2 separate regions of the Homo sapiens genome follow, and region 2 is linked to region 1. A link is a contact called in ENCODE Hi-C or POLR2A ChIA-PET data. All regions are on one chromosome and are shown on one strand. The core of a region is the stretch at or near the end of the contact, and the rest is flanking DNA. Distances in the headings are between cores, read along the strand shown. Region 1 overlaps SSBP2 (single stranded DNA binding protein 2). Region 2 overlaps SSBP2 (single stranded DNA binding protein 2).

Region 1 (2,892 bases), core at 120-2,619:
CCAGGAGGCGGAGGTTGCAGTGAACTGAGATCACAACACTGCACTCCAGCTTGGGCAACAGAGCAAGACTCTGTCTCAAAAAAAAAAAAAATTGTAGCAATTGATTTCTGTTTTAGGAAAGATTAGATTCATTTTCTAAAAGGAATTTTGAAACATTTAAAAATTTCGTTAGTTGACTTTCTCCAAAAAAGTGAGGGATTGTGATTAATATCCTTAACGTGCTCTGATCTCACTGGGCTTGTCTGACTTTATTGCTTAATAAAATCCAAATTTTTGGGGGGGATTTCTGTGATGAACATCTAAAGGTTAACTTACCTAAAAATCTTCTTAACTACTGATGACCTATTTTTCTTCTTATGGGGGTGGAGGCTTTGAGTTGGACTGAAGACAATGCTGATGAGACCTGAGACAATTCTCATATGAATTTGTCTGTTCTGCAACTAGGCCACAGGTGGCATCCTTAACTCTAGAAAGACATTTCAAAATTTCAGTGACCATCATGAGAAACAGGAGACAGCTTATTCTGGGATTAAAAAAACCCATCATCACTGAATAGAGACATACCTCACTTTATTGCACTTCACAGATATTGTGGTTGTTTTTGTTATTGTTTGTTTTTACAAATTCAAGGTTTGTGGCAACCATACCTTGAACAAGTCTCCATTCATCATTTATCCAACAGCATGTGCTCATTCAGGTCTGTCACATTTGGTAATTCTTGTAATACTTTATCATTATATCTGTTACGATTATCTGTTATCAGTGATCTCAGATGTTACTATTGTAGGACACCGTGAACCACACCCATACAAGACAAACATAATCCATAGATGGGTGTGTTCTGAGTGCTTTACCTACTGGCTGTTCCCCATCTCTGTCCCTCTCCTCAGGCTTCCCTATTCCCTGAGACACAACAATATTGAAATTAGGCCAATATTGAAATTATAACGGCCTCTAAGTGTTCATGCAAAAGGAAAAAGTTGCACTCTCCCATTTTAAAACAAAAGCTAAAAATGACAATAATATTAAAATTAGGCCAATTAATAACCCTATAATGGCCCCTAAGTGTTTCAAGTAAAAGGAAAAAGTTGCACATCTCTCACTCTAAATCAAAAGCTAAAAATGATCAAGCTCAGTGAGTAAGGCACGTCAAAAGCCAAGATAGGCCGAAAGCTAGTCCTCTTGTACCAAACAGTCAAGTTGTGAATGCAAAGGAAAAGTTCTTGAAGGAAATTAAAAGTGCTACTCCAGTGAAACACAGATGATAAGAAAGCAAAACAGCCTTACTGTTTATACAGAGAAAGATTTAGTGATGTGGATAGAAGATCAAACCAGCCACAACATTTCCTTAAGCCAAAGCCGAATACAGAGCAAGGCCCTAAGTCTCTTCAATTGAGTGGTAAGAGAGCAGCAGACAAAAAGTCTGATGTTGGCAGAAACTGGTTCATGAAGTTTAAGGAAGGAAGCTGTCTTTAGAACAAAACGGTGCACAGTGAAGCAGTAAGTGCTGATGTAGAAGCTGCACCAAGTTATCCAGAAGATCTAGCTAAGATCACTGATTATGGTGGTTATACCAAACAACAGATTTTCAGTGTAGATGAAACAGCCTTCTATTGAAAGATGCCATGTAGAACTTTCATAGCTAAAGAGCAGAAGTCAATGCATGCTTTCAAATATTCAAAGGCTGATTCTCTTGTTAGGCTGGTTCTCTTGTTAGCAGCTAATGCAGTTGGGGGCTTTAAGCTGAAGCCAATGCTCATTTACCATTCTGAAAATCCTATGGCCCTTCAGAATTACACTAAATCTACTCTGCCTGTGTTCTATAAATGGAACAACAAAGCCTGGGTGACAGCACATCTGTTCACAGAATGGTTTACCGAATATTTGAAGCCCACTGTTGAGACCTGCTACACGGAAGTCCTCTGCTGTTCATTGACAATGCATCTAGTCACCCAAGAGCTCTGATGAAGATATACAAGGAGACTGATGTTGTTTTCCTGACTGCAAACACAATATCTATTCTGCAGCCCATGGATCATGGCGTAACTTTGACTTTCAAGACTTATTATTTAAGAAATATATTTCATAAGGCTTTAACTGCCACAAATAGTGAATCCTTCGATGGGTCTGGAAAAAGTAAATAGAAAACCTTCTGGAAAGAATTCATTATTCTAGATGCTATTAAGAACATTTGTGATTCACGGGAGGAGATTAAAATAGTAACATAAACTAGAGTTTGGAAGTAGTTGATTCCAACCCTTGTGGATGACTTTAAGGGGTTCAAGACTTGAGTGGAAGAAGTCACTGCAAATGTAGTGGAAATAGAGGGAGAACAAGAATTACAAGTGGAGCCTGAAGATGTGACTGAATTGCTGCCAATCTCACGATATCAAACTTGACAGATGAGTTGCTTCTTATGGATGAGCAAAGAGAGTGGTTTCTTGAGATAGAATCTACTGGTGAAGATGCTATGAACACTGCTGAAACGATTACAAAAGATTTAGAATATTACATAAACTGAGTTGATAAAGCAGCGGCAAGGTTTAAGACTAAAACTGACTCCAATTTTGAAGTTCTACTGTGGGTCAAATGCCATCAAACAGTATTGTATGCTATTGAGAAATCATTTGTGAAAGGAAAAGTCATTCAATGTGGCAAACTTCATTGTTGTCTTATTTTAAGAAACTGCCACAGCCACCCCAGCATTCAGCAACCACCACTCTGATCAGTCAGCTGCCATCAATATCAAGGCAAGACCTTCCAACAGCAAAAAGATTTTGACTCACTGAAGGCTCAGAGAATTGTTGCCATTTCTTAGCAATAATTTTTTTATTATACTTTAAGTTCTGGATTACATGTGCAGAACGTGCAGGTTTGTTACATAGGTATACA
Region 2 (2,911 bases), core at 394-2,893, 93 kb after region 1:
CACTTTCTCTATGATGCCTTTTCTAACTCTCCCAAGCTAAAGTGAGTATTGCTCCTGTGTTGCTATTATAACCAGTACATATTTCTTTTTTAAGTTTATTTCCAGCTTTATAGAGGTATGGTTGACAAATAAAAATTGTATATATTTAAGATGTACAATGTGAAGTTTTGATATACATATACTTTGGAAAATGATTACCAAAATCAAGCTAATTAACATATTCATCACCTCACATAGTACCTTTTGTGTGTCCGTGTGTGTGTCTGGTAAGAACATTTAAGATCTACTCTCTTAGCAAATATCAAGTCTATAATACATTATTATTAAACCAGTACATACTTCTGCTTTAATACTTTTAAATTGTTTATCTTTCCTGCTATTTATTCCCTTGAGGACAACAAGTTTTGCACTCTGTAAATATTTGGTGAAAAGGCTTAAACAACAGAACAATTCTAATTTAAAATATTCTATTAAAAAATGGAAATGAGAAGAAGTCATAAAATTAACAACTGGTCCATCCAGCAGGGACTCTTAGGTTGAGCAAATGAGCAAGCAGTAAGTTCCTGAAGAATGCATGTTATCCTAATCATGTAGACCTCAACAGCAGCAACAGCTTTCCTGGTCAACATAAAAAGGCAACAATTATTAGAGTCCTGAATCCCTAACCTAGGGCACAGATTATGAAGTCCAGGTTGAAAGAGTTAAGGATAAGAAGGTCAGGCATCTGCTGGATTTAAAGCCCATGGTAATGGCTAGCGAAACACAATAATCAGGGAAGCTTAAGATCTGGGCATTTTTCTGAAAGATGAGATCCATAGCTCTCATCAGTTCTCAGAGGACCCCATGACTTCAAAACTATTAAGAATCATTGATTTATATAGATGAAGGAGGCATCTCAAAGAGTATGTCAGTAGCTTTAGGGGAAAAAATATAAAACATTAAAAAACTGTACCTATATATTTAGCATGTACTAGATTTAAACTGAACAAATATAATCTAAAAATATTTATGTGCCCATTACTTACTTATTTGGTATCTACAGCTGAGTAAAAATTAAGTTATTTAAAATACCAACGCCATGGAAGAAGGGATCCCCTGAATCTAAGAGCCACAGAAAAAGGAAAAAAATGGCACATTTAAAAGCTGCACCGTCTGACAGCTAAGGTTAAAAAAAAAAAAAAAGCTACAGAAGCAAAAAGCCAAAGTATTGAGTAAGTTATTACCAAACATCTACAGTGTAGGAATAAGTTAAATTCATGAGAAAGCATGTAAAAGAGAAAGAGGTGTAAGAAACAAAATTAATGCTACAATAGAACACTCTTAAAATCGTCACTTTGTTAACCCACTGATCCAAGTCAGACTCCTAAAATGGTCTCTTATGCCATTTGTAGACTTCACTGGAAACACACAAAATGAAAAGGTGTCAACAGGTGAGGACACTCAATTACATTTGGAAAAAAAATTAAGTATTGACAGGCTAGATCTGGATATCATAAATACTATATAAAAAGAAAATTTGAATTTTATACTATTTACAAAATGCCAGTCTTAAACCCCAGGAAAACAGCATAATGATGGTGCTTAACTGTAGTGAACCGTTGGAACAACTCTGAACCAAAAGACCGCACCTGTTCCTGCCCTACATATGTGAGACAAACAGGGGAAACCCACAACCACAACTGACCAAGTGCGGTTCCACTCACCATAGGACTTCTAGTATGGCATGCTTTCAGGAGAAAGATTAAAAACATGATGGCATTAAATAACGTTCCAAGGAAACCACGTGCATGGCACTCAAAGAGAGCTTTTGTTTTTTCCTCTTAAAGATGCTAAGAGACGAGTGTAAACCGTACTGAGTAAGAAATTCTTTTAATAGAAGAAATGGAAAAAAAAAAAAAACACCCCACCTAGCTTGTCCATGTAAATACATGGACTACCAATTGCTGCTGCAGAAAAGTCACATTCCTGGGCATACTGGCATCACAATGCATTCATAAGCTACAATATTAACTAGGATTTAAACACTGCCTGGCAATATTTTGTGTGTGCGCCTACTCAGTTCTTTCTCTGGGTCTACTTAGAATTATTTCAAACTTTTCTTTAAAGACTATCCTTCACTCTCTTAAAAATTCATCATCATCATCACCACCACCACCACCCTCAGTACCCTCACATCCTATTTTGCAGAGGAAAAAGAAAAGCTATCAGAATAAGAACTAATTTTTTGAACCCTAGATCAATTTGACTCATCATCATTTTACAGATGGTAAAACTGAGACTGAAAACAACAAAACCTTGCTGAAATGATAAGTAGTGGAGCTGAGACACTGAATCCACATGTTTTCCTTTCTCCTTGCCTCACCCTGCAACTCCACACACACCATGATCATACTGTAGAAAATTGGGAAGATAGAGGGGAAACCTCTACTTATAAGTAATGGAAATATTTGCAGAAAGAAAATCTCATCTGTAATCCAACCATATTAAAACAAATTATTTTTTTTCTCTTAATACCCATTTATGCTACACTGTACATGCAACACTATGTCCTGCTTTGTTAAAATGTCTTACGCATTTCTTTTGTCATTATATAGTGTTCATCATTATTAAATGTGTAATAACAGCCCAAGAACAAATGTACTATAATTTTTACAACGCTTCCTTTTATTTGCACATTCCCTAAACTTTTCTTTCGTTTCTATTCTGTCTTCTATTCCAACCTCTCTTCCAGTCAAATGCAAAATACTCCATGGGAAATTCCTCATGCATTTAGACAGTTAGTGGCAGGCTTGAGGAAGATACGATATTAGGGGTAAGGACCTTAATCTAGGTTCCAAAAATTGTTAAATTCAGAAGGAAAGCCCTATGCATATATTCCAGATTGGCAGGAGGCAGGGACATATAAGGAACA

Evidence for each region. A loop is a pair of places that touch in the nucleus more often than their neighbours do. ChIA-PET counts read pairs that join two places held with the same protein, here RNA polymerase II (POLR2A). Pooled maps may share reads with other maps.
Region 2: a loop to region 1 is called in a pooled map, with 2.7 times the contacts of the local background. The contact joins two enhancer-like sites. A Hi-C loop is called at or near these places in 1 of 168 maps with a recorded cell type or tissue (heart right ventricle) and 6 of 50 pooled maps. POLR2A ChIA-PET finds 5 or more read pairs at or near these places in 2 of 52 experiments (BJ and OCI-LY7).

What each region holds. Positions count from the first base shown.
Region 1 is chr5:81,536,927-81,539,818 of GRCh38, forward strand. The region is part of intron 4 of SSBP2 (single stranded DNA binding protein 2); the gene reads right to left. Among named protein-coding and RNA genes, the nearest start is that of ACOT12, 140 kb to the left of the region's middle. Within about 2 kb of position 1,370, at least 3 of the 41 ENCODE cell types and tissues checked have a DNase peak (open chromatin) inside an H3K27ac peak, as active enhancers do.
Region 2 is chr5:81,629,593-81,632,503 of GRCh38, forward strand. All of the region lies in intron 3 of SSBP2 (single stranded DNA binding protein 2), which reads right to left. Among named protein-coding and RNA genes, the nearest start is that of SSBP2, 120 kb to the right of the region's middle. Within about 2 kb of position 1,644, at least 2 of the 41 ENCODE cell types and tissues checked have a DNase peak (open chromatin) inside an H3K27ac peak, as active enhancers do.